Linked DNA regions of Mus musculus: regions 1 and 3 are each linked to region 2. Evidence: chromatin contacts called from ENCODE Hi-C or POLR2A ChIA-PET data. All regions are on one chromosome and are shown on one strand. The core of a region is the stretch at or near the end of the contact, and the rest is flanking DNA. Distances in the headings are between cores, read along the strand shown.

Region 1 (2,700 bases), core at 66-2,565, 120 kb before region 2:
AAACTCCTTTCTTCTAGTTTGTTTAAATGTACATTATATGGTGACGGTCTTAAGTGTGTGACAGAACCTGTTCTCATGACTTCATCTTTTAAAAAATATAATAATTTACTCTGGGCTAGAGAGACAGCTTAGCAGTTAAGAGTGCTTGCTGTTCTTCCAGCTGATCTGAGTTCAGTTCCCAGCGCTCAGGATGAGTGGCTCACATCTGCCTGTAAATAACTCCAGCTCCAAGGAATCCAACATCCACTCCAGACACCACGGGCACTGCACTCAAATGCGCGCGCCGCGCGCACACGCGCACACTCACACCTACAACAAAACGAAAAGCTTATAAAATTAATAGTAAATTAAAAACAAGTACATAAAAGCATTTTAAAGTTCAGCATGTTTTTGTTCCGTGTGGTGGCACATTTCTTCAATCTCAGCATTGAGCAGGCTGAGGTTGGTGGATCTCAGAGTTCCAAGCCAGCCTGATCTACAAAATGAAAATCAGTATAAAGAAAACTGAGGAGGGTAGGAAACGAAAGAGAGAGAAGAGATCTTTACTTTGGAGAAATAACACAGAAAAAGCAGAAGGCATGGTATACAGCTAACCTTAAGATTTTCTGGGGACTTTTCTTATTTTAGGAAAAACTCAGTATCTCCAAGTCCAAACTTAAAAAAAAAAAAGTCAAATATTTGATAGCATTTAAAAGACTCCTTGACTTACAAAACGCTCCACCACCCGGGAGCGAGGAGTGGGGGTTGTCTTTTTTTAATTAGCCATCTGCTTCTTCACACTTTACGTGTTTCTGAAAAGAAATCTCAGACTTGGGGGTTCTGTTTCATAAGTAAATGTGATTTTGAAAAAGTTATGACTCATTAAAAAAAAGCCTTGGAAAAATGGAAATGCAAATATTGTCTTAAGAAACCCGTAGTGATCGCAACGTCCACCACGTTGATTTATTTATTCTTTTTCTAGGTACAGACAGCAACCTCAGAGGCTCCCTTGGCCGCGCCCTCCTCGCGGAGGTGGGTCGCTGTCAGGTGATGTTTACGTCCGGTAGGGGTGCGTCCCGCCCTGCAGACACTCCCTCCGCCTTTGGCGTCGGCTCCCCCGCCCTAAACTTTCCGGTTTTAACCCTGGGAAAGGCCAGCCACGTCTGGCGAACACCAACCCGCCCACATTCCGCCCCTAAACAAACTTGGCCAGGGACAGCCCGGGAGGCTGGAGCCGCCTCGGTGCGCGCGCCCGGCCAGCCCCTTCGGCCGCGCGCCCGCCCCCTCGGGCGGGGACGCGCAGGGGCAAGCGCGCGGCCGCGAACTGCGGGCGCCATTTTGGATTCCCTAACTGGGCCGAAGCTTCGGGCTCGCTGCTGTCGATCGCTGCTCGCCTAGGGCGTCTCGGGCGGGCGACGAGGAGGTGCCGGGGCGAAGGACACAGACCGCGCGGGACAGAGAAGGGACGCGACGCTCTCCTCCCCACACACCGGGGCAGCCGGAGCCGCAAAGGTGGAGCCGCGTCGGCGCCCGCCGCGGGACCAGCGTCTCGGATGCGGGCGGAGCGCGGGGGGCCGCGACGGCGGGAGCTCGGAGACGGGGCCCCGGGAGGCCTCATGTGAGAGGCGCGGGAGCCGCCGCCGCCGCTGCCGCCGTCGTCCGCGCGGCCCGGGGTGCTGTGTGGGGGAAGCCGCCCCCGGCAGCAGGTACGGCGGAGGTTCGGGGCCGCAGCCCGGAGTCGGGCGGGGAGGTCGGCGGCGGCGGCCGGGGGCGCGCGCGGGGCGCGACGGGAACAACGCCCCGCCCCGCCGCGCCCGGGCCTCGGTGTCTGTCAACAAGGCGTGGCCGGCGCGGCGCGCGCTCGGTGGCCGCGCGTGGCGGGGCAGCGAGGAGGACGGGCTCCTCCGGGCTCGCCCTGGGCGGCGCGGGTGCAGGCGGCTGGAAAGCCCGGGGGCCTGGGCGGTCAGTGTGTGCGGAAGCCGGGCCGGGGAGGCGCACGGTGGAAAACTTGGTGAACTTAGGGGCAGCCGCCCGGGTCGCGTGCTGCAGACCACCACCCGGAAGCCGCCCGGGCAGGGCATCGCCGAGCCGCGTGCGAGGTGAGAGCGGGCGGCGGTTTTGTTGGTAATGGTGCCTATCCCACTTGCCCAGATGTTTGTATCTTTTGCTTACACCAAAAGGCGAATTTAAAAAAAAAATGTCCCTGTAGATGTTAAAATGTCTGTAACCCGCCCCGTGTTACCTGTGTGCCGGCTCCCGGTTGTGTCTTGTCTGTGTGTCCAGTCCCAGTTCATCTATATCCACTGTGCTCTCACCATTCTGAGAGTTAATCTTTTTCGTATTGTTCCATTCTTGTATTTCAGCCAAAGAATGTGTGTTAGGTTTCCTTCTATGAAAAACAAAACAAAAGGGCATATGCAAATGTAATGCCAGAACGGGACTTTTAAACCTAAAGTACAAATTTTTTAAAAAATATTTTTTGCATGTCCAGAATATGTAAATGTTTAAAGACAGTAAGGGAAGTTTGGCTCTTGGTTTCAGTTTAAGGAAATGTTTGATTAGCTCACTAATTCTTGGTGATGCTCAAGTTACTGGGTGTCCCTCATTAGTTGCATCTTGGACACTTGATGTAAACACTAGCTAAAGTTGTTGCCACCATACTTTCTCTGGGTTCTTGAAACACTGCAATAAATCAAAACTGCTGGAGCCCAGTTTTCTGTG
Region 2 (2,700 bases), core at 197-2,696:
CAACGTATAAGAGCATTTATTAAAATTGTGGTTTTTCAGAGTCTCCTCTATCTTGGGCTTCTTGAAGCCCTTATCTATTTATTCACCAAAAACCAACGATCAGATAACAGACCACAAATTTGAGATTTCAGAACGTGCCAAGTGCAAAGATGGGAATTTGAAGAGCAACCTGTCTCATTCCCCTGGGAGACCATGGAAGGTTTCCCGGCAGTGGCAGAATTCTGTGGGCTGAAATTTGTGCATGACTCCAAACGCTGAACAAGTAGGAGTCCATAGAGAGCATGGCTAAATCTGAAGGGCCTTCAGACCTACACAGCCTTTCTTCTCTGGTGGACGGTCTTGTAAAGTACAGAAGAGAACGATGGAGGGAGGAGGAGAACACGGGTTACTGGACCTTTAGAACAGTTATGCATGGGCTAAAAGTAAATTATTTTCTATACGTGCATTAACATTTCAAGGAACAAATAAAACATCAGCGGAATTTTAGTAAAATAATGAAATACTAGTAAAATCATTAAATACTAATAATACGAATAAAAGAAAATATTAGATTGGAATTTTCTGGTGCGATTTACAGATGGCTGAAAGCAACCGGAGGCCTCACGTCCCACTATTGGAGGCGCTTATTAGCTTTTCTTGCCCACGCAGTGTAAGCCCCTCCCCCCCCCTTTGTGTCCACCCAACTTCCTCTCCTAGTCATTTCTGCTCACTGCAGTACTGTGTTGTGGTTTCCTAACCAAAGACTTTATGCTCTCGCAAAATAATCTAACAGAGCATTTTCGCGAAGCATTCGCTTGTGGTTTCTAGGGATTTTTCGAGGCTATACGCTAGTCACATAGTCACGTGAAAAACCTTTGGGTGGTCTGGACTTGAAGGGACCGGTGCATCCTTTCCAAGTTAGTGTCTCTTCAGAACTTCCAGAGACCCGGGGATGGATCTCCAACAGCAGCGCTCTGCACTGTTAGAAGCGGGTAGGTCTAGAGGGCGCTAGCCGCAGGCAATCAAGCTTTTCCACTCTGCCAGAAAGTTTCCAACCCCTTCTGGAGTCCCCGGGTGCCGGCTGCGGTCAGCCGAGAAGGGCGGCGGGAGGGGAGGTGGGAACACAAGAGGATCGCTTTAGTGATCAGCCTCCTGGAGAAGCGCCTGGAGGCTCTGACCCACTGCGGAAGAGGAAGAGGAGCTGGGCCCGGAGCGGGTGGGCGGACGGGCGGTGACAGTCCGGTCGTCCCCCGGAGCGCGCGGGTCAGGGTGGAGCCTGCAGCCCCGAGCCGCGTCAGCGTTTAGCATGCAAATGCATTCCCCGCTCCTCCCCCACCCCCACCCCGCCCCAGCCCTCCCCGCCCCGGGAGCGAGCTCAGCGGCTCCGCAGCCGCCCACCGCCTCCTGCGCGCCGCGCCGCCCAAGCGGGCGGCTCTACTTAAGCGGCGCGCGGGCCGCGACCCGCCACTCGCCTGGAGCGCGCGGGCGAGGCAGGCGCAGCGCACCGGGGCTCTCGTGGGCGCACTGCTGCGCGCTCGCACCGCGCGGCTCTCAGTGGCCGGCCGCCGCCTGAGCGCAGGGCTCCCCGATAAGAGCCGCTGGGGCTTCCGATCGCGACCCCGCTCCCTGCCACTTGGCCCATCCGGGCCACCTCTTTTTGGCCATGGCTCTGGCGGACAGCACCCGAGGATTACCCAACGGGGGCGGAGGCGGAGGTGGCAGCGGCTCGTCGTCGTCCTCGGCGGAGCCGCCGCTCTTCCCGGACATCGTAGAGCTGAACGTGGGAGGGCAGGTGTATGTGACCCGGCGCTGCACCGTGGTGTCCGTGCCCGACTCGCTGCTCTGGCGTATGTTCACGCAGCAGCAGCCGCAGGAGCTGGCCCGGGACAGCAAAGGCCGCTTCTTTCTGGACCGGGACGGCTTCCTCTTCCGCTACATCCTGGATTACCTGCGGGACTTGCAGCTCGTGCTGCCCGACTACTTCCCGGAGCGCAGCCGGCTGCAGCGCGAGGCCGAGTACTTCGAGCTGCCGGAGCTCGTGCGTCGCCTCGGGGCGCCCCAGCAACCCGGTCCGGGGCCACCGCCGCCGCACTCGCGCCGCGGGGTGCACAAGGAGGGCTCTCTGGGCGATGAGCTGCTGCCGCTGGGCTACGCAGAGCCCGAGCCGCAGGAGGGCGCCTCGGCCGGGGCGCCTTCGCCCACGCTGGAGCTGGCTAGCCGCAGCCCGTCCGGGGGCGCGGCGGGGCCCCTGCTCACGCCGTCCCAGTCTTTGGACGGCAGCCGGCGCTCCGGCTACATCACCATCGGCTACCGCGGCTCCTACACCATCGGGCGCGACGCTCAGGCGGACGCCAAGTTCCGGCGGGTGGCGCGCATCACCGTGTGCGGCAAGACGTCGCTGGCCAAGGAGGTGTTTGGGGACACCCTGAATGAGAGCCGGGACCCCGACCGGCCCCCGGAGCGCTACACCTCCCGCTATTACCTCAAGTTCAACTTCCTAGAGCAGGCCTTCGATAAGCTGTCCGAGTCGGGCTTCCACATGGTGGCGTGCAGCTCCACGGGCACCTGCGCTTTTGCTAGCAGCACCGACCAGAGCGAGGACAAGATCTGGACCAGCTACACCGAGTACGTCTTCTGCAGGGAGTGAGCTCCCCACGCCCGCCCCTCGCCACTCCGGTGCCCACTTCCCTTCCTCCCCTCGGGGGACAGGATTATAGATGC
Region 3 (2,700 bases), core at 175-2,674, 88 kb before region 2:
AAGCGCCTGGTGAGAAAGAGAACCATCCTCAGAATTGCTCTTCTAACAATCTTAACACGGGGACAAAACCTGATCTAACTTACAGCTATATACCAGTTGTCAGGTGGGAATGTCAATCGGGGCTTCTTTAGAGTCAAAAGACCAGTCAGCCTCCGTCTCCTGGTATTAGATAAAATACTTTGAGATTTACAATCTCTTTCTTGTTTTATTGGGTATTTAAGGTTTTTTTTTTCTTGTGAATATTTTCATGAAAACCAACCTCAACCCTAAACTTTTTTTTCTCTCATATATATTTAGAAGAACCAATTCATGAACAGAACACATGAATATTTAAGTTTGGCAACTGCTGGTTTTCACCAGAAATGCGAGGGCTACTATCATTTCCTGTTTTCTGTCCAGGGTATGTGAGCATGAAGATTCTGAGTTAAATTCCCTAAGACCGCACAGAGGATGAGCAAATGGGACCAGATTTGGTCTGCAGCCTTCAGAACTAAGAACTCCTTAGAGGAACATGCATCATGCCATGAACCCCCCCGCCCCTCATTCTGTTATGCAAAACATATGCTTTCAAAAGCTGCATCTCTTTCCACTTCACTATGCCCACGCCAGCCACCACTCCACCCACCCCTGTCCCCCGCAACCCCGAAGACCGAGCGCTTCTTGTTTCGCAATTCCCCACAGGCTGTCAAAACTTAGCTAAGTCAAAGACTGCGATCACCTCCTCAGGTCCGGAGCCCTACCTACCCTCCAGGTTGAAGTGGACCAACAAGGTGATCCTGACTAGCCTAGGGAGGAAATTCCCCGGGTCAGTCAGCTAAATTCCCCATTTAGCTCAGTAAGGACACAGGGGAGCAAGCAGGCTCCCTGTAAATTCTCCCCAAATGTTATGCAATGGCAGCTAACGATAAGGCATGAAATAATTGCAGTGTTTAAAACATTTTAACCTGCTCTCCAAGTCAGTAGCACCTAAAAGTCACTCCGTGCAGTGATGTCACTCTCCATTCCTCCCAGGACTCTGAACTGCCCAGAACCGGTGAGGATCCCCGAGTTGCCAACTATTTAGGAACTATGCTCTTAGTGTCGCCCGCCCTGTGCCCTGCGTCCCCGGGCGCGCTAAGGTATCGGATCCGCCCTCTCCAAGTCCCCTCCCCGCCCCGCTCCGTCTCACTCACTTGTAGGGCACCGGCCAGCGTTGCCCAGACGTCGGGGACGCGCCCAGAATCGTCGCCAGCCCGAGCAGCGCCAGCGCGAGCGCCGGGCGCCAGTGCGCTCCACATGGCCCCCCGCGCAGCATCCGCGGCTCCCTGAGATCCCGGAGGCTCCGGGGCCCCGGCGTCGGCCTTGCGTGCGCGCCGCCGCGAGGAGCCAGCCAAGCACCAGCGCCGGCTTGGCCGTGTGACCTCCGGGCGCGTGACGCCTCCCCTGTCCCGGCCGGGGCGGGGCGCCTCTGTTCCAGCGCGCGTGCGCTGGACGCTAAAAAGCCCTGTCCTCCCGGAAGGGTGAGACTGGTACTGCAAAACTCACTCCAGCCTGGTGGATGTGTGCTATGCCTCTAGCGCAAAGGTGCTTTCTGCCCTCCCCGCAGCCATCACCAGCCAAACCGTAACAACAATAAAACACTTATGAACTTTCTTGACCCACATGGCCCAGGCCAGTCTCCAACACAAATCTTCTGCTTGGAGACACTGGGTGCTCAGCGGAATTAAAAAATGAGGACATTACAGGAAATGATTGCCCTCTCCTGGCCTCTCTGAGAATGTTGCAAAGATCAGCAATGACAATATGCTTTCCGTGCTGCCATCGGCATCACCAGACTTGGACTGCTCTGCTCCGGTTCTGTCCTCTGCCACACTTAGTATTATCCGTGACTCTTCAAAGCTTAAGACCGACCAATAGAGCTAGGTTTAATCCATTTATCCTCCGGTCCTCCTTTGTCCAGTAAGTGTAAGATTGCTAAGAGCATCACGCCATACGGAATCAGGCTGTTCAGGCCACTGCACTGAGTGATGGCAACCAAGATCACTCACGTACGCTGGAGATGAGACTGGAACAGGCAGTATTTTGGAGATCTCCTAGCAAACCCACTATGTGTATGCACATAGGAGCTGCATGAGGTCTGAACTACAAAGCGAACACGGGATCCTTTTTGCTTGCCAACTCTGAAGCTCAAGAAGAGATAGAAATGTCAGATCCAGAAACCCTTTATCAAAAGTTTTGGACCTATCTGGGTTGTAGTGTGAGGCTGATATTCTCAGAGATTCCTCTGCCAAAGGTTCTAGCTGTTTCGTCCTTGCTGATGTATTTTCCAAAAGGAAAAAAAAAAAAATTAAGTCTGTAAATTTTAGGAGACAAAGTTTCTCAGGGAATGAAAAAAACAGGGTGTCATCATGATACTTTAACGTGTCCTAGCAGGTGATGGCTGGCTTTCTCTTTTTGACTTCAGGATGATAACTAGCCAGGCAAACGTGTTAAGTTCAAGCTCATCTTTGCTTTCTTATTTATAACTCTGTGAACTAAATAAATCACTATTCTGAGAAGGGTTTCCAGGTTGCTAAAGGTTCTGTCAAACACGACATGCTTTTTTGCTTCGGACACACCAATTTTCTAACCACATTTTAATGAAAGAGTAATGATATTTTAACTAGGTTTGTAGGCCTTAGATATACTCACCTGCTTTATAGGTGCTTAACTGCCCTAAAC

Evidence for each region. Hi-C counts contacts between places; a loop is a spot of excess contacts on that map. ChIA-PET counts read pairs that join two places held with the same protein, here RNA polymerase II (POLR2A).
Region 1: a map of heart shows a loop between it and region 2 (13-fold over the local background). The contact joins the promoter of Fbxl3 here to the promoter of Kctd12 in region 2. A Hi-C loop is called at or near these places in 1 of 37 maps with a recorded cell type or tissue (heart). POLR2A ChIA-PET finds 5 or more read pairs at or near these places in 2 of 5 experiments (both embryonic stem cell).
Region 3: POLR2A ChIA-PET joins it to region 2 with 10 read pairs in embryonic stem cell. The contact joins the promoter of Cln5 here to the promoter of Kctd12 in region 2. POLR2A ChIA-PET finds 5 or more read pairs at or near these places in 2 of 5 experiments (Patski and embryonic stem cell).

Annotation. Positions count from the first base shown.
Region 1 is chr14:103,098,147-103,100,846 of GRCm38, reverse strand. Fbxl3 (F-box and leucine-rich repeat protein 3) reads left to right here and starts at 1,315. Exons shown (of 5, transcript NM_015822.3): 1 at 1,315-1,685.
Region 2 is chr14:102,981,383-102,984,082 of GRCm38, reverse strand. It overlaps Kctd12 (potassium channel tetramerisation domain containing 12), which reads left to right and starts at 1,446. Exons shown (of 1, transcript NM_177715.4): 1 at 1,446-2,700. The coding sequence starts at 1,643. The coding sequence ends at 2,626. It overlaps Mir5130 (microRNA 5130), which reads left to right and starts at 1,451; the gene lies at 1,451-1,534.
Region 3 is chr14:103,068,940-103,071,639 of GRCm38, reverse strand. Cln5 (ceroid-lipofuscinosis, neuronal 5) reads right to left here and starts at 1,424. Exons shown (of 4, transcript NM_001033242.1): 1 at 1,173-1,424; 2 at 1-6. The coding sequence starts at 1,294.